Linked DNA regions of Homo sapiens: region 2 is linked to region 1. Evidence: chromatin loops called from intact Hi-C (ENCODE). Cell type or tissue: mammary epithelial cell. All regions are shown on one strand. Each heading gives the region's core, and the rest is flanking DNA. Links, peaks and the distances in the headings are about the cores only.

Region 1 (9,134 bases), core at 736-8,735:
TCTCCCTCTGTCGCCCAGGCTGGAGTGCAGTGGCGCGATCTCGGCTCACTGCAACCTCTGCCTCCCGGGTTCACGCCATTCTCCTGTCTTAGCCTCCTGAGTAGCTGGGACTATAGGCACCTGCCACCACGCCTGGCTAATTTTTTGTATTTTTAGTAGAGATGGGGTTTCACCATGTTAGCCAGGATATTCTCGATCTCCTGACCTTGTGATCTGCCCACTTCGGCCTCCCAAAGTGCTGGGATTACAGGTGTGAGCCACTGCGCCCGGCAATCCAATTTCTAACTACATATTTATTCGTGTGATTAACTACTGGATGTCTGTAAGTCGTCCAGGTGCAAGGACAGTACCTACCTCGTTCACCAGGATATACTGGAAGCCCGGCACCATGCCTGGCTTACATAAGAGGCACTCTGTAAAAGCTGAATGAGTGAATGGAGGGATGAATGAATGAAAGCACTCTGTAAACTCTAAAGCAGGAGTGATGGGAAAGGATGGACGATAGTAATTGTAAAATAACTACTGTCTAGCAGGCAGAGGCAGCAACACAGCAGGAGTCTCCCCAGCCTGTGGCTGGGCAGGCTGTACCCTGAGTGGCCTCTTCCCCACCGCACCTCACCCTACACTCCAGGGTCACAAGCTTGGTAAGTCTGAAAATAACAGCAGCTATTTCACCCATACTGCCTCATTGAACCTGCACGAGAGGATCTTGGGGTGATGCTATCATTATTCCCACTGTAAAGATTTGGAAACTGGGGCTCAGGGAGCTTCAGTAATTTACCCAAGATAAATGAATGGTGGGGCTGGGATTCAAACATAGGTCTATCGAAGGTCATAGCCCACCCAAGCGTTCATGTTGACACTCTCCTGCCCCTCTGGTCACCTTTAAACCTTTCAATCTCTTCATCCCCATCTTTTTTTTTTTTTTTTTTTTTGAGATGGAGTCTTGCTCTGTCACACAGGCTGGAGTGCAGTGGTGTGACCTCAGTTCACTGCAACCTCCGCCTCTTGGGTTCAAACAATTCTTTTGCCTCAGCCTCCAGAGTAGATGGGACTACAGTTGCCCACCACCACACCTGGCTAATTTGTGTATTTTTAGTAGAGATGGGGTTTCACCATGTTGGCCAGGCTGGTCTCGAACTCTTGATCTCAAGTGATCGCCCGCCTCAGCCTCCTAAAGTGCTGGGATTACAGGCATGAGCCACCATGCCAGGCCACCCGTCCCCATCTTGTCTTCTCTGGAGTCCCTGTGCTCTCCCCAGCAGCTTTGAGCAGGCACCTCTCAGAGCCTCATTTTACCTGTCTGTAAAATGGACACACACATCTCTGACTGTTTTGTAATGAAGGTCCACGAGGATGGGAATGTTTTTTGTAAAACATGTAAACATGTTCTGTGTAAAAGGGCTGAGTGAGGTGGAGCCCAGGTAGTGAAGACGCTGCAGTGACCTGCCCAAGGTCACCCTGTGGTGGCAGGGGAACAGGTCTCTGCCCTCTGGCTGGGCACCATGGGCAAGTGAGTGTGAGGGTGGGTGGCTGTGTGAGTGTGACTGTGCGTGTAGACTACCCCAGGACCAACCTCTTGAAGGTCAAGAAAAGCCCCTGTTGCAGGCCGGGCATGGGTGGCTCACGCCTGTAATCCCAACACTTTGGGAGGCCGAGGCGGGTGGATCATCTGAGGTCAGGAGTTTGAGACCAGCCTGGCCAACAGGGTGAAATCCCGTCTCTACTAAAAACACAAATATTGGCCCGGCGTGGTGGTGGGCACCTGTAATCCCAGCTACTCAGAAGCAGAGGCAGGAGAATTTCTTGAACCTTGGGAGGCAGAGGTTGCAGTGAGCCAAGTTTGCGCCGTTGCACCCGAGCCTGGGTGACAAGAGAGAAACTCCGATTCAAAAAAAAAAAAAAAAAAAAGGAAAAGCCCCTGCTGCTTCCAATTTTAAGGCTTCCAGTGTTATTAAATTAAAAAATAAAAAGGCTGCGGAAAACATCATGCATTTTAAAGGTTTATGTTTAACAAACGAACTTTTTAAAAACACACACACAATGCAATGCCATGTAATTGTGCTATTATTCACAAGATAATTAGAGGATTTATAGAAAATATGAATTCATAGTGCACAGTGGGAGGTGTGGCTGGGTAATGAGATGCAAGCGCACAGTGGCCTGGCGAGCAGCTCCTGCGTTCCTCCCATTGTGTCCCTTTGTTACTACATGTTACATCCTCATTTGGGCATACCAGTGGGCAAGAGACCTTCCTCCACCTGGCCTCTGCCTCGTGTTATCTCCCCACACTCGGCACCCTCTCTGGCTTTTTTTTTTTTGAGACAGTGTCTTTTTTTGAGACACAGGGCAGGGACAAGTCTTTGGTTAATCTTCCATTAATTAATCTATGTATCAGTTACTCACAGATGTTTATTGAGCTCCTATTTTGTATTCTGGAATCCATGTTTTGCTCTGGGGACATGGCAGTGAAGAAAACAGACAAGGTCCCTGCTCTCGGGAAGCCCACAGTCTTGGGTGGGAGACAGACACTTAAGTAAATCAGGCCATATAAACAGTGATAGGGGCTGTGAAGGGCATTAACAGGAACTGAGATGGAATTACAGGAGACTGGCCGGATGCAGTGGCTCACGCTTGTGAGCTGGGATTACAGGGGTCTGCCACCATGCCTGGCTAATTTTTTGTATTTTTACGTTATTTATTTATTTATTTATTTTTGAGACAGAGTCTTGCTTTGTTGCCCAGGCTAGAGTACAGTAGCGCTATCTCAGCTCACTGCAACCTCTGCCTCTCAGGTTCAGTTCAAGTGATTCTCCTGTCTCAGCTTCCCGAGCAGCTGGGATTGCAGGCGCCCGCCACCACGCTCGGCTAATTTTTGTATTTTTAGTAGAGACAGGGTTTCATTGTGTTGGCCAGGCTGGTCTCGAACTCCGACCTCAAGTGATCCACCCACCTTGGTCTCCCAAAGTGCTGGGATTACAGGTGTGAGCCACTGTGCCCAGTCCCAAACCATATTTGAATTAGAGCTGAAGGGCTCCAGGCCCAAATGACTGTTGAGGGGCAGGACCAGCTGCGTCACTGTCACTCTCCTTTCCAGAGAAAAGCTATTCTGGTCCAATTCCTAGCTGCGTGCCTTTGGGAAAACTCTTTCATCTCTCTGTGCCTCAGTTTCTTCATCTGTAAAATTTTTTTTTTTTTTGAGACAGCATCTTGCTCTTGTTGCCAAGGCTGGAGTGCAATGGCGCAATCTTAGCTCACTGCCATCTCCGCCTCCCAAGTTCAAGTGATTCTCCTGCCTCAGCCTCCTGAGTAGCTGGATTACAGGTACCCGCCACCATGACCGGCTAATTTTTTGTATTTTCAGTAGAGACGGGGTTTCACCATGTTGACCAGGCTGGTCTTGAATTGCTGACTACAGGTGATCCTCCTGCCTCAGCCTCCCAAAGTTCTGGGATTACAGGCGTGAGCCACCACATCTGGATTTTTTTTTTGAGACGTAGTCTCGCTCTGTCGCCCATGCTGGAGAGCACTGGCATAATCTTGGCCCACCGCAACCTCCGCCGCCTGGTTCAAGCGATTCTCCTGCCTCAGCCTCCAGAGTAGCCGGGATTACAGGCATCCACCACCACGTTCGGCTAATTTTTGTATTTTTAGTAGAGACGGGATTTCACCATGTTGGCCAGGCTGGTCTCGAACTACTGACCTCAGGTGATCCGCCTGCCTGGGTCTCCCAAAGTGCTGGGATTACAGGTGTGAGCCACTGCGCCCAGCTGTAAAATGATAATAAGCATACCTTAAATATAACTTCCTTTTAAGGCTATTCAAGAAATAAATGTGCTAAGGGCCTGTAAAGGGCTGAGCACAGAGGCTGGCATAGTCAGTGCTCAATAAATGGAAAGGAGAAGATGGAGATGAGGAGGATGGAGGTCCAGAAAGTTGGAGAAGTGTTGGCCTGGTTTCCTCTATCCTGGGACGTCAGGGCTCCCCTCAGCCTTGGCAGTTCCAGGAATGGCCACGAGATGGCGCCTGAATCCCAGTTATGAGGGACTCAGCGGCGCTTCTTAGCAGAGGAAGCTGTTTGCGGGGAAAAAGGGCCAGAGAAGCAGGTAGGCTCCTCAAGCTTGGATGGAGTGGGGCTTGGCACTAGATTTGCTTAAAGTCCAGCCACTTCAGCCTCTCCCTTCGGTTTGTCTCCTAGGGGTTCCCTGTACGTACCCCTTTCCCTCCAGCACTGGAGCCCGAGTCTCCCGCTGAGCAGGCACCTCTCCCTCCACGCCCAGGCTTCTTAAACCAACCCCTCCTCCCCTTGTCATTCATGAACCAGGTAGGAGGACTTAACGGAACACTTCCTGTGGGCCTTGCAGGGTGGGGAGCCAGAGGAAATGACCTGGTTCCTGTTCTTAGCATCCTGGGGGTGGGATAGGAGGTAGGAATAGAAACCAAAAGAGATAAATGGAAAACAGGCAGGATTGGCTTAAGACTTCTCCATCTGTAGGCCGAACCCGTTATCCTCATTTTGCAGATGCAGAAACTGAGGCTCAGAAGCGTTCGGCCACGTGCATGCATTGCCTTTCCCATTGGTGCTCCATCGCCAGTAATGGATAAGTAATAAGTAATAAGGTGAGTTATATCTAAATATATCCATAGACTCATTCAACAGCATCTACAAGAGCGCCGCAGTTCCAGCAAGGATCAGACTTGGCCCCTGCCCTTGGGAGCTGGCAGTCTGGAGGGTGAGGCTGGGTCTGGGGACCCAGAGGATGCAGTTGTTGGTCTCACCTGAACCGGTTGTGGGAGGGAAGGGAGGAAATGTGTGAGAGACTTTGTAGATTTCTTATGCGCAAAGGACCTGCTCCAGGATAACTTTCAAAGAGGCAATATCATGACTCCCATACAAATTAAAATGAACATGTGTCAAAGATTTTCTTTGACTTATTAATTGACATGGAATCAGCAAGATGTTAAAATAAGTTCAACTGAGAATTTGACTTACGGGTATTTATATTCTCTACTGGACAAAATTCCTTTGCACGGTTATGAGCAGGAATCATTTGCTTTGTGATCTGTTTTCCTCAGATTGCCTCTATCCCTACAGAGCTATAAAGCCAATCAAAGACAATCAAAAGCACACAAGCACACACCCCTAAAGAATCAGATCATCACTAGAGGGTCACAGCCAACACCCGGCACTCCTCTGAAAGGAACACACCCAGAAATCTCTTGCCTTTTCCCAGGCTTTGATATATTTTCTTGGCCGACTCCTGGAAGGATCAGGATGAATCAGGTAGCAGCCATTGCTGAGCAGGCAGGCCATCTTAGAGCTTGGTCCTCCTCTTTGCAAAATCTTCCCCATTCAGGCGGTAACTTCTAGCTGCAGCCAGGGTCAGTAACCGCCAGCAGGTGGCGCTGAGGCAAAAATCTCAGCCGCACGTGGGGAATTCTTTGACCCTTGCGGCCCCGCAGGAGTCAGGTTTCCTGACTTCAGGATTTCACGGGACCCTTTCTCCCCACCCCCTCCCCACCTTCTTCTTCTCCTCCTTCTCCTTATCCTTCTTCTCCTCCTCCTTCCTTCTTTTTTTTTTTGGTTGTTGTTGTTTAGTTTTTTGAGACGTGGTCTCGCTATGTTGCCCAAGCTGGTCTTGAACCCCTGGGCTCAAGTGATTCACCCGCCTCGGCCTCCCAAAGTGCAGGGATCACAGGCGTGAGTCACCGCGCCGGGCCATTCCCCCTCTTTTGGGTCAAGTTTTCTCATGATCACAGGGCTGCTTCCAAGTGAGCTCATCTCCAGCCATAAATTCAGCCATTCACTGATTCAATCAATCTTTGATTTGACAAAGTGTCCAGGCCCCAAGTCGTATTCCTGAGGCTCTCCAGGAATTCTTTGTGTCCAAGAAGCAGCCCTTGTCTCTGCTTGTCCGGCTTTGCTGCTCCCAGAAGGAGCAAGGCCTCACTCACCTTTGAGGATGAATTCTGCCATCTCAGGGCCCCATCCCATGCTGCCCCCCCCCCCACCCCTGCCCTGCCTTTGGGTGTATCCACACCCCCCTGGAAACCTGGAAAAGGCACCTCAGCAGAGGATGAATAAAAAGCTTTACTTCTTTCTCTCCTTTCAAGCTCTCATTCCTCCCCCCCCTTTTTTTTCTTGAGACAAAATCTTATTCCGTCACCCAGGCTGGAGTGCAGGGGTGCGATCTCGGCTCACTGCAACCTCTGCCTCCTGGATGCAAGTGATTCTCATGCCTCAGCCTCCCGAGTAGCTGGAATTACAGGTGCACACCACCACGCCCAGCTAATTTTTGTATTTTTAGTAGAGACGGAGTTTCACCATGCTGGCCAGGCTGGTCTCGAACTCCTGACCTCAGGTGATACGCCTGCCTCAGCCTCCCAATGTGCTGGGATTACAGGTGTGAGCCACCGCTTCCGGCTTCATTCCCATTTTACAGGTGAGAAAGTGGCTACTGCTCCTCTGGGTCTGTCCTGGTCGTCGGGGAAGGCTGTATCTCTTTGCTATACTCGGCTTTACTCAGGCCAGAGGATGGCTGAAGAGCTGTCCCCAGGCCTCACTGTTTCCCTGGCCTTCCCATAAACTCACATTCATGGAGGACTGCAGCATAAGAAGCACCTCCTATGCGCTTCCCAAGGGCCTGGAAAGTTCTCCAGAATGTAGTGGGAATAACTACAAGCACAGTCCCATCCCAACTCAGCAGGCAAGGAGTGCTGGGGTGACCACAGCTCCCTCCTCAGCTGAGACCCTGCCCTGGGGTAGGGGCAGCAGGCCAAGGGGAAGGAGGTGGGCAGGCAGGGTGTGCAGGCCATCATGGTAGTGAGGTCTGCACCGGGGCCAGGGCACACATCTGTCCCACTGGGTGCTGGCTGGGCAGTGTTTCCCTGGCTCCTTGGCTCTTCCCTGTATGCTGGGTGCACAATTGTGGGGCATCAGGGAGAAAACCTTCCTCTTCTAGGTTAGGGTCTCTGCCCTCTGCCCCGTGACTGTGACAGCAGCAGGAAAGAAGTCACCACAGTGCTCCTGCGTCTCAGGGATTCCCTAAAAGGAGAATCAGAGAAAAGAGTAGGAGTCCTTGGGAAGCAGATCCTGAGCAGAAAGGTCCCTGGTCTCTGGCCACCTGAGGCCTATAGGCAGTGAGATCTGCTGGGAATGAAGTGGATGGTGGGGTAAATTTGAAGGCAGGTAGGGGAGAAGCAGCACCAGACCCCCAGGGCCCGGACAGGCCAGCGGGCTTCCTGCAGTTTGCACGACCTTGCATCTCCCTTCCTTTCCTGGGAAGCATGTGGTCTGATAGCTTCCAGGATGACAGCTTGTGCTGGGGCCTGGACTTCTCTGCTCTGACAGATTCAGACATCTGTCTTAGTTTGTTTTCTGTTGCTTACAACAGAATACTGAAACTGGGTAATTTCTAAAGGAAATGAATGTATTTTTAAAGTTCTGGAGGCTGGGAAGTCCAAGGTCGAGGGGCCACATCTGGTGGGAGTCTTCTTGCTGGTGGGAGCTCTCTGCAGACTCCTGTGGGAGGGCATGACGTCGCATGGTGAGGGGGCTGAGTGGTGTCCCTCAGTGTCCCTTCCTCTTCTTATAAAGTCCTCAGTCCCACTCCTATAATCACCAATTAACTCATTAATCCATTAACCCACGAGATTAATCCATTCATGAGGGCAGAGCCTTCATGATCCAATCACCTCTTAGAGGTCCTACCTCTCAATATGGCCACACTGGGGATTACATTTCGGCATAGGCTGGGTGCACTGGCTCATGCCTGCAATCCCAGCACTTTGAGAGGCCAAGGTGGGCTGATTGCTTGAGCCCAGGAGTTCCAGACCAGTCTGGGCAACATGGTGAAACCCCATCTTGACAAAATATAAAAAAATTAGCCAGGCATGGTGGTATGCACGTGTAGTCCTAGCTACTCCAGGGGCTGAGGTGGGAAGATTGCCTGAGCCCAGGGAGGTTGACGCTGCAGTGAGCCATGACTGTGCCACTGCACTCCAGCCTATGCAACAGAGCGAGGTCCTGTCTCAAATATATAAAAGAGCTGGGCGCGGTGGCTCACACCTGTAATCCCAGCACTCTGGGAGGCTGAGGCGGGCGGATCATGAGGTCAGGAGATCGAGACCATCCTGGCTAACACGGTGAAACCCCTTCTCTACTAAATATACAAAAAAATTAGCCGGGCGTGGTGGCAGGTGCCTGTAGTCCCAGCTCCTCGGGAGGCTGAGGTAGGAGAATGGTGTGAACCCAGGAGGTGGAGCTTGCAGTGAGCCGAGATCACACCACTGCACTCCAGCCTGGGCGACAGAGCGAGACTCCATCTCAAAAAAAAAAAAAAAAAAAAAAAAAAATATATATATATACACACACACACACACACACACACACACATATGTATATACACACATATATGTATATATACACACACATATATGTATATATATACACACACACATATATAAAAGAAAAAAGTATTTCAACATGAGTTTTGGTGGAGACAAATAGTCCAACCACAACAATATCCCAAAGTTATTCCATCAGGATGGGTCCCTGGGGGTTTTGTAAAGGCAGTATTTCATTTCCTCAGATGTACTGTGAGAAACTGCTGGAATTTCTGGTTTGGGGAAGGCTGAGGCCCTCAGAGGTCTAGATGAGATTTTTTGGTTTCTTCCTTTGCTGGGAAAAACGGATCAGGATGGCCTCGTTTAGACTGTCAGACACTCTGGGATCCTTGGACTTCCCTCAGGAGAAGAAAAGTTGGACCTTCTACCACCAATAGGAAGGGCACTCAGAAATCCTGGTGATATGGCTCTGATGATTGGAGGAACACCAGGGTCCTTGGTTCTCATGCTGGTTTAGATAAAACGACACAGACACATGTAGAGTTGTTTTAAGGAGTGGAGAGTTTAATAGGCAAGAAGGGAGAAGGCAGAAAGAAGAAGCTCCCCCATACAGAGACAGAGAGAGGAGGACTCCAAAGCTGAGAGAGGGAACCCCAAGTGGGGTGCAAACCAGCCAGGTATATATACAGAGGCTGGAGGAGGCGGTGTCTGATTTGCATGGGGCTCAGGGGATTGGTTTGACCAGGCCTGTCATTCACTTAGCCCGCAAAAAAGCTGGCCCTCCCACC
Region 2 (9,134 bases), core at 389-8,388, 52 kb after region 1:
ATTTGCCCTCTTCACTGTCATTGAGTGTAGAGTGGAATTTCCCATGGGCTACATAGCAAGCATACAACAGATCAAATGCTGAAGATTTGAGAATGTTGCTGTCTTCTATTAAGCCAGCTCTGGAGACCTGCCAAAATGTCAAATGCTATTCTAACAAATTTTGTTTTGAAAAAGTTATTTTTCATTAAAAATCTTATGTTAACATGGAATGGGTTTATTAGTTTTAAATTGATTAATAAAGTTTTAATTTCTAATTCAGTAAAACTGATAGATATAACTCACATTAAAAAAAAACCCACTGGGATCCTCAAAGATCCTAAGTTTCTAAGAGTGTAAAAGACTCCTGAGACCAAAAATGGTGAGACTCACTTAAGGGGGCAAGCTAGTCACCCACTGGCAGATTGACTACACCGACCCCCTGTCATGAAGAGAGCAGTCTTTCCCTTTCCTTCCCCTCCCCTCCCCTCCCTTCCCTTCCTTTCCTTTCCTTTCCTTTCTTTCCTTTTTTTTTTTTTTCCCGGAGTCTCACTCTGTCGCCCAGGCTGGAGTGCAGTGGCATGATCTCAGCTCACTGCCACCTCCCGCTCCCTGATTCCAGCAATTCTCCTGCCTCAGCCTCCTGAGTAGCTGGGATTATAGGTGTCTGCCACCACGCCTGGCTAATTTTTGTATTTTTGGTAGAAACAGGGTTTCACCATGTTGGCCAGGCTGGTCTCGAACTCCTGACTTCAAGTGATCTGCCCACCTCGACCTCCCAAAGTGCTGGGATTACAGGCATGAGACACTGTGCCCGGCCCAGAACACACTGGTCTTAAAACAGGCCCTGCAACCAGAAGAAGCTGACTGGGCAGAATAGAGTTACGGCGCCAGGTGGGAGACAACCCCCGCAGCTGAGCTGTTGATGGGTAGGAAGCAGCACACGCTTGAAATCAATGGCTAATATACGGTCCTACCTCTTTGACAGCCAAAATACACAGGCCCAGGGACCAAGGGATGGATATGGGAGTAGCTTTTCTCACCACTATTCCCAATTACCCACTGGAAGAGTTTTGGCTTCCTGTGCCCTAAATTTTGTGTTCAGTGGGTGAGCTTTATGCTCAAAAGAGGAACACTCCCTCCAGGGAATGTGGATATGACTCCTTTAGAACTGGAAGTAGAGGCTGAGCGCGGTGGCTCACGCCTGTAATCCCAGCATTTCGGGAGGCCGAGGTGGGTGGGTCACTTGAGCTCAGGAGTTTAAGACCAGCCTGGCCAACATGGTGAAACTCCGTCCCTACTAACAATACAAAAGTTAGTCGGGCATGGTGGTGCAGGCCTGTAATCCCAGCTACTCGGGAGGCTGGGGCACGACAATCACTTGAACCCAGGAGGCAGAGGTTGCAGTGAGCCAAGATCGTGCCACTGCACTCCAGCCTGGGTGACACAGCGAGATTCTTGTCTCAAAAAAAAAAAAAGAAAAGAAAAGAATTGGAAGTAGAGTGTTCTCCCCTGGTCATTTTGAGGTCTGTATGTTGCTTAACTAAAAGGCGGAGAAGAGGGTCAACTGTTCTGTACCTGACAGGGTGATCAGCTAGGATTGCCAGAAGGAAAATAAGTTCCTGCTACACAATGTGGGGAGGGCAGAAGACAATGACAGAAAAGAGGGGATTCACCAGGTGCCTCAGTCCCCCCAGTCCCCCTTCCAGTATTGACAGTGAAGGGGAAATGTGACAATCCAACAAACATAAGACCAGAAGAGGCTGCATTGCACAGGAGTAAAGGTTTAGGACACCCCACCTATAAAAACCCCAGTCAGCCACAGTGCTGGCACATGGTTAGAGGAAAGTGGGGGTGGAGGAAGGATGCTGTGATTGCTAACTTGGGCCTGGTGACCAGCTGCCAAAGTGGGGGCTGTAGCAATTTTCTGTTATTTGCATGCCCCGTTGTCTTATTTAAAGAGGCCGGTTGCATGGTGGCTCACGCCTGTAATCCCAGCACTTTGGGAGGCCGAGGCGGGCAGATCACGAGGTCAGGAGATCGAGATCATCCTAACACAGCTAACACGGTGAAACCCCGTCTCTACTAAAAACACAAAAAGTTAGCCAGGTATGGTGGCGGGCACCTGTAGTCCCAGCTACTTGGGAGGCTGAGGCAGGAGAATGGCATGAACCCGGGAGGTGGAGCTTGCAGTGAGCCGAGATTGCGCCACTGCCCTCCAGCCTGGGCAACAGAGCGAGACTCCGTCTCAAAAAAAAAAAAAGCCCTGTTGCTCCAGGTGAGTATGACAAGACCAGGGTGAATCTGACAAGGTTGATGGTGTTGATGAGATTGTTCCTTCCATTAAAAAAAAAAGAAGATGAAATTCACATAACATAAAACTAACCATTTTAAAGCAAACACTTCAGTGGTATCTAGTACATTCACAATGTTGTACAATCATCACCACAACCTATTTCCCAAACTTTTTCATCATCCCAAACAGAAATTCTGCAACCATTAAGCAATAGGGACATGAGTTTTTCACCCAAAGGACAAGAGTGGGTGCTGAGGGGTAAAAGGAATAGCCCTGCTTGGATCTCCTGTTTCCCTTCCACATCCACACTCCCCATTCGATGAAGGGCTGACCTACTCTGGCTGCCTTCTCTTCAGGCTTTCAGTTGGGACTCGCCAGTGGGAGGCACCATCAGGATGAAAGCTGTCCACCCCCAACCTCCCCGGCTCCCTCTCTGGCAGGGGGTGTTCTAAGCATGGCCACAGTTCTAGCTGGGCAGTCCCCTCCCATGATGAGAGCTCCCTCCTCTTGCCCTTTCAGGTCTATGGGTTGTAATGGCTTCCTGTAGTGTGAGCCCTGCTGGGTCCCATCCCTGGTAGGTTCCCACAACCCCGCCCACATCTCTAATTAATCCCTTAGTGGAAGGCTCTTGGTACCCCTTTAAATACACAGTCGGCCTCTGTACCCTCGGGTTCTGCAGCCTCAGATTCAACCTAGCACAAATTGAAAACATAAAAATGAGTAAACAAAAAATAACAATACAATAAAAATACAACTTTAAAACCCGTATAACAACTTTTTTTTTTTTTTTAGACAGGGTCTTGCTTTGTTGCCCAGGCTGGAGTGCAGTGGCGTGAACATGGCTCACTGCAGCCTCGACCTCCTGGGCTCAAGCAATCCTCCCACCTCAGCCTCCCAAGTAGCTGGGACCAGTGCACCACCATGCCTGGCCAATTTTTGTCTTTTTTGTAGAGGTGGGGTTTCACCATGTTGCACAGGCTGGTCTTGAATTCCTAGGCTCAAGTGATCCGCCCATCTCCGCCTCCCAAAGTGCCGAGATTATAGGAGTGAGCCACCGTACCCAGCTGACAACTACTTACACAGAATTTACATTGTATTAGGTATTATAGGTAGTCTATGGATGATTTAAAGTATATGGGAACATGAGTGTTGGTTATACGCAAATGCATCCATCTCTTGGTGTCCATGGGGGATTGGTTCCAGGACCCTCCCAGGTACCAAAATCCAAGGAAGCTCAAGTCCCTTATATAAAATAATGTAGTATTTGGCTATAACCTACATACATTCTCCTATATACTTTTTTTTGTCATCCAGGCTGGAGTGTAGTGGCGCGATCTCGGCTCACTGGAAAGTCCACCTCCCAGATTCAAGTGATTCTCCTGCCTCAGCCTCCCTAGTAGCTGGGACTACAAGCATGCACCACCACACCCAGCTATTTTTTTTATTTTTAGTAGAGACGGGGTTTCACCATGTTGGTCAGGCTGGTCTCAAACTCCTGTCCCCAAATGATCCGCCCGCCTCGGCCTCCCAAAGTGCTGGTATTACAGGCATGAACCATTGTGCCCAGCCATTCTCCCATATACGTTAAATCATCTCTAGATTACAATGTAAATACTATGTAAATAGTTGTTACACTTTATTATTTGAATTTTTTCCCCAAATATTCTCAATTTGCAGTTGGTTGAATCCATGGATGCAGAATCCATGAAGGGCCAACAGCACTACACCATTTTACATCAGGAACTTGAGCATGAAAGGATTTTGGTTTCCATGTGGGTCCTGGAACCAATCCCCGGAAAATATGGAGGGATGGCTGTAACATCCATTTCCTGCTAGGGAACCGATGGATACAGGAATAATCCTTTGATAATAACCCTGTAATCCTCTTGGCACTAACCGCTTCAGATTTTGTGAGTTAAACCAGCTCCACACTCAGGTCCCAGACTGGGCAAAGGAGATGCTTTCCTGGACAGCCCAGGTTCGAAGGGTGCCAGGGGTGCGCGCCAAGGCCCCACTGCCCTCTGGTGGTTGGATCCAGGAAATGCACCTCAGGGCTCCAACCTCTGCTGAACCGAGCCCATTAGGGATTGAGCAATCCTTACCCCAAATGCTTGAAAGCAGAAGTGTTTCAGATTTTGGAATATTTGCACATACATAATGAGATATCTTGGGGATAGAATCCAAGTCTAAACACGAAATTCATTTATGTTTCATATACAGTTTCTACCCATAGCCTGAAATTAATGTTACATATTTTATTTTTTTTGAGACAGAGTCTTGCTCTGTCACCCAGGCTGGAGTGCAGTGGTTCCATCTCAGCTCACTGCAACCTTCACCTCCTGGGTTCAAGTGATTCTCCTGCCTCAACCTCCCGAGTAGCTGGGATTACATGCATACATCACCATGCCCAGCTAATTTTTGTATTTTTAGTAGAGATGGGGTTTTGCCATGTTGGCCAGGCTGGTCTTGAACTCCTGACCTCAGGTGATCCGCCCAGCTTGGCCTCCCAAAGTGCTGGGATTACAGGCATGAGCCACCGCGCCCGGCCCAATTTTATATATTTTAAATATTGCACATGCAGCAAAGTTTTGACTGTCTCATGAGGTCAGGTGTGCATTCTCCATTCATGGCGTTGTGTTGGGTTTTCTGATTAGGGAGGCTCAGTTTGTACACACCTGAGCTTATCTCATGCAGGGGTCACTGTCCCCACTTTACAGGTGAGAACTTGAGGGCTTCAGTGACTTCCCACTGCCCTTTTGGTCTTCCCACGGTTAAGAGCAAAATCTTAACCATGGAGCACGCGGCCCCATCCTTGCCTCCCCTGTCACTCTGACCCAGCCACCCGGCCTTTTCTCAGGTCCCAGTGTTCGTGGGCACAGCTCCCAGTTACAATGTTTGGGAACTTTCTGGGTCCTTTTCCACCCGGAAGCCTTGGCTCCTTCTTCAGTCCCCTCCTGGGATCTCACTCACTCGGGACTCAGGAGGGTCCTCCTCGCCGTCCCTCCCTCCCCTCTGCCTCTTTTTCACCTCTTGCACAAACACTGGGCACTGGTTAGTGCCGCTCTCCCCCGCGGGGCAGGGCACGTCCTGCTTAGCTCATTGTGGTATCTCAGTGCCTGGCATGTGGGAACAACCACCCCAGCAGCTGACAGCCATGAAGTGTTTCTGTGCCAGCCTTTGAACTAAGTACTTCACGCCCTCAGGCCACCCTCCCTCCTAAAGACCCTCGTCCCCAGAAAGCAGCCCTTGACTCTATTAAAAACTCACATTGATTTATTAGAATATGAAAAAGATTCAGTTTCTTCTGTACAGGCAGCAGAGTGGCAGCAGCTGCGGTGGCTTGGTACGTGGTTGTCGATGTCACCCTTGCATGGTGACTCCTGCCCAAACAGCACTTGCATGGAGAGGAGGATGGACAGATGGGCCGAGGACCCATGGCCCAGTCCCCTGCAAAAAGGGACACTCTGACTATTGCACAATCCTGGGGGAGTGCCCCAGGGACAAGGGGAAGGAGTGTGTGTGGGCAAAGGTCTCTGGGGGCCCAGGATTCTGCCCAATCCACCAGCCCCAGGGGACAGGGGATCCTCAGGGGAGGCCTTCTCCCCCCCACCGCCTCCACAATGGGCTCCACAGCAGGCAGGGTGTGGTACACACAAGGGAAAGGTTCCAGGGGCCAAACCCAGGGTGGGGGAAGTAAGAGCAGGCCAGCAGGACTGGAGGTCAGGCCCAAGAGCTAGGCAGGTGCCAAGAGGCCAGCATCTGTGAGGCTGGAGAGACTCTTGATTAGGAGTGGGAGTTACTTCTGATGTCACAGTCTTCGAGCAACAGTTAAGAGCCCAGCAGGCAGAGAGACGTGGGGGAGGGGTTGGACAGACAGGCACAGATGAGGAAGGGTAATTCTGGAGTGTGAGGAGGGAGTTAGAGGCAGAGCACTGTTCAGCCAGGGGTTTTCAAAATGTTTTAAAAACAGGAGCGCCCTCTGTGCAAACAATCATATATAGGAGTGTGAACAAACAAAACTTAAAAAGGCAGCACATTCTGGAGCCACGGCCAGTCCTTCCCCTAGCAGCTTCCCCTGAGGGGCCCAGTGGTCCCCGTGGGAGCACAGTTCGAAAAGCTCTGAGTCACGTCACTGTCACCGTAGAAACCACCCCTGCTCCAGGCAGAGACACTCAGAGATGCCCTCAGCCCGCAGCTCTGAGTAAGGACAGGTTGGGTGGTGGCCAGGGTGACAGAGCTGGCAGGAGGAGTGTGAGACCTTGGTGGGTCAGCAGTCCCTCCCCCAGCCATGTGCCTGGTACCCCTGGTTTGTCCCCTGATAAAGCAGGGCCTACTCAAGGGAGGCCTCAGCTCCCTCCCTTCCTGGGTGGGACCACAGCTGAGCCAGAGACTCTTTGGTTAGAAACTAAGATTGGTCTGAATGAGGAGGAGGATGAGGCAGAGGGAGGAGCCTCCGAGGCCCTAGTCCAGGTCCGGGAGAAGCCTGGATCTAGGGAGGGGCAGGGCCGGCCTCACCAGCCCCAGCAGTTCTGCCAAATGGATTGGGGAGGCAGCTCTGGTGGGGAGGATGCTTCCCGGGAGGCGGCAGGGGAGGAGCTGTGCTGGGGTGGGGGCTGTGGGCCCAGCTGCCATGCGGTAGGGGGAGGGGCAGGGCCAATCCGGGTCAGGAAGGGCAAGGGGAGCCCCCAGCAGCCCCTGCTCTGGTGGAAGAGTCTGTGAGGGGACAGGCGCTGCCTGCTGGCCCTGGTGTTACTGCCCCTTGGGGAAGAACGGTTCTCCCTCCCCAGGCTCAGGGTGTGGGCCTGGGTCACTGAGGCAGCGCTGTATCCTCTGGGAGCTGGGGCTGTCACTGGGCGCGGGGGTGAAGACATCGTCGGTTCCTGGGGACGAAGTCTCCTTGCTCCGCATCATGATGCCCCCATCGTCGTCCTCGTCCTCCTCAGCCACCTTTGCAGGATCCCGGCTCAACCCTAAGACTTTGCCCTTCAGCTCTTCATTCACCAGGTCCACAGACTCGGGTGACTGCGGGGAAGCCGGGTCGATGGTGATGACAGGCAGGTCCTCCTTCGGCTCATAGGCCAGTGGGTCTGGGGACCAAGAGCAAGGCACAAGCTGGGTTCCGCTCTGGAGCCCGGCCCAGCACGTGCCACTCGGCCGCGTCAGTGCCTCCTTCAGGCCTTCTCATGAGCACAGCCGTCCCGGTCCCAACAGGCCTCAGAAGCAGGCCTCTGCGACCTTCCACCCCACAGCTTCTCTTCCTCAGACTGTGGCCCTCTCCTTTGACAGGGGCTCCCAGAGGTGTCCCTCCACAGGCCAAGGCCTGGGGCTCCTCCCTGAGTCAGTCTGCCCTGGGGCCCTGCCCTCACGTTCCCCACACGTGTTGGGGGTCTCGATGGGGCAGATACCCTGCCTTCCTGCCAGGCACCGTGGCTCTCCCAGCTCCCCACACAGTCCTCGCCCGGAACGTCTCTCTCCCTAGGGATGGCCCCTGACGTAGAAGCAGCTCATGGCTTGGGAGGGGATCCTGAGGTCAGCGAGGGCCAGGCCTGTCCTCCCAGTGGCTGAGGACTGTTCCTGTGGAGCCCCATCCTCAGGAGGTGGCAGCTCAGAGTGCCCAGTCCTGAGGCCCCTCGCCAGGCCCTTACCTGAGCCGATGCGGGCCCGAGACATGGTGGGTGAGTCCAGCTTGTGGGCTGGCACCGTCAGGTAGTTGTTGATCTGACAGAGAGGACAGACGGGGTGAGCACAGGCAGCTGGGCAGAGGGAGCCCCTCAGGACAGAACCCGGCCAGTGCACACCCCACCTTTCGTATATGCAGGGCGCTTGCTCCCCCTCCCTTGTGCCTGTGTGGGCACCCGTACTGGCCCCTCAGGAGCTCCTAAGGGCTCATCCCAGGCTCCTGTCACAGCCTCCCTGAATACACCTACACTGCTCAGCCTTAAATCCACCCATTCCTCTGTCCCCTGCCACTGCCCTAACCCAGGCCATGCCCCACAACCCCACGCCAATCCCTTGCTTAGAACTCATGGCTCTCCATGCCCTTACACTGCTAAAAGCCCCTCGAAAGCCAAACCCTGTTCCTAGAATGGGTACATTTCCTTAGAGGCTGTGGCGGAGCTTGGGCGAGTGGGGTGGGATACAGATTCCCAGAGGAAGGCAGAGGCTACCTTCTGCTCCAGCTGCCGGGCCTTCTGCCTCCGGAGCAGCATCTGGTTCCAGGCTTCCTCGTAGGGGTCTGCCACCAGCGTGTGTCTGTTGTAGGACCGCAGCTGTGGGAGGGACAGCGTCAGGGCAGTGCGGGCCCCGGAAGGCTCTGCTCATGGAGGGGTGGGGGCAGTGCTGGAGGCCGGGCCAGTCCTGGGGTGGGTGCCGAGGGGCACGGGCAGGGCAGGGCTGCCGTAGAGAGGGGCTGAAGGGCTCCTGTACCCTGGGGGTCGGGCTGGGGAGCAGGCCCTCACCCGCTGCCTGGTCTTCTGCAAGTTGTTCCTCAGGATTTTGCGGATCTCCTCCTCCTTGTCCTTGGACAGTGCTGGCAGGATGCGCTCGGAAGGCAGGGACTTGGGGTGGATGTTCCTGGGGCAATAGGGCATCGGTTAGGTCCCCAAGATTCTTGGGATCCTGGTGCCTCCCAGGTTTGGCCAGAAGGAAGTCACCCTAGGGATGACCCAGGTGGGCGCCAAAGCCTCAGGTCCTTGGTGCGAGCCCACAGCTCTCTTGTCCGCCCCAACAGGACAACAGAAGACCCCGCCCCCCAGGTGGCCACCTCCAACCGGGCTTGAGGGGCCGGTGTGTGGGAGCAGAAGCTGCCTGGTTGCCCCAGCACTCACTGCATGGAGACGGTGGAGACGGCAGAGGGGATCTT

The links. Peaks named below come from ENCODE experiments on the same cell type or tissue, not always from the same donor. Only the 100,000 strongest peaks of a DNase experiment are listed, where the experiment ranks them.
Region 2: it touches region 1 in a loop (13-fold over the local background); 105 of 110 quality-filtered maps call a loop at or near these places.

The regions. Positions count from the first base shown.
Region 1 is chr1:27,040,696-27,049,829 of GRCh38, forward strand. It overlaps LOC101928391 (a long non-coding RNA gene), which reads left to right. Exons shown (of 8, transcript XR_007065559.1): 4 at 4,199-4,324; 5 at 4,523-4,620. Among named protein-coding and RNA genes, the nearest start is that of TENT5B, 32 kb to the left of the region's middle. RefSeq lists enhancers at 1,579-2,131, 5,609-6,109, 8,941-9,134. In mammary epithelial cell, for the core only: CTCF peaks have their summits at 4,010 (motif pointing right) and 5,403 (motif pointing right); DNase peaks (open chromatin) are centred at 4,036 and 5,716.
Region 2 is chr1:27,093,286-27,102,419 of GRCh38, forward strand. SLC9A1 (solute carrier family 9 member A1) reads right to left here. Exons shown (of 12, transcript NM_003047.5): 8 at 9,100-9,134; 9 at 8,731-8,845; 10 at 8,440-8,541; 11 at 7,918-7,990; 12 at 5,524-7,359. The coding sequence ends at 7,022. Among named protein-coding and RNA genes, the nearest start is that of SLC9A1, 57 kb to the right of the region's middle. RefSeq lists an enhancer at 8,538-9,134. In mammary epithelial cell, for the core only: a CTCF peak has its summit at 4,302 (motif pointing left); DNase peaks (open chromatin) are centred at 4,306, 5,366 and 6,446; H3K27ac peaks cover 1,995 bases.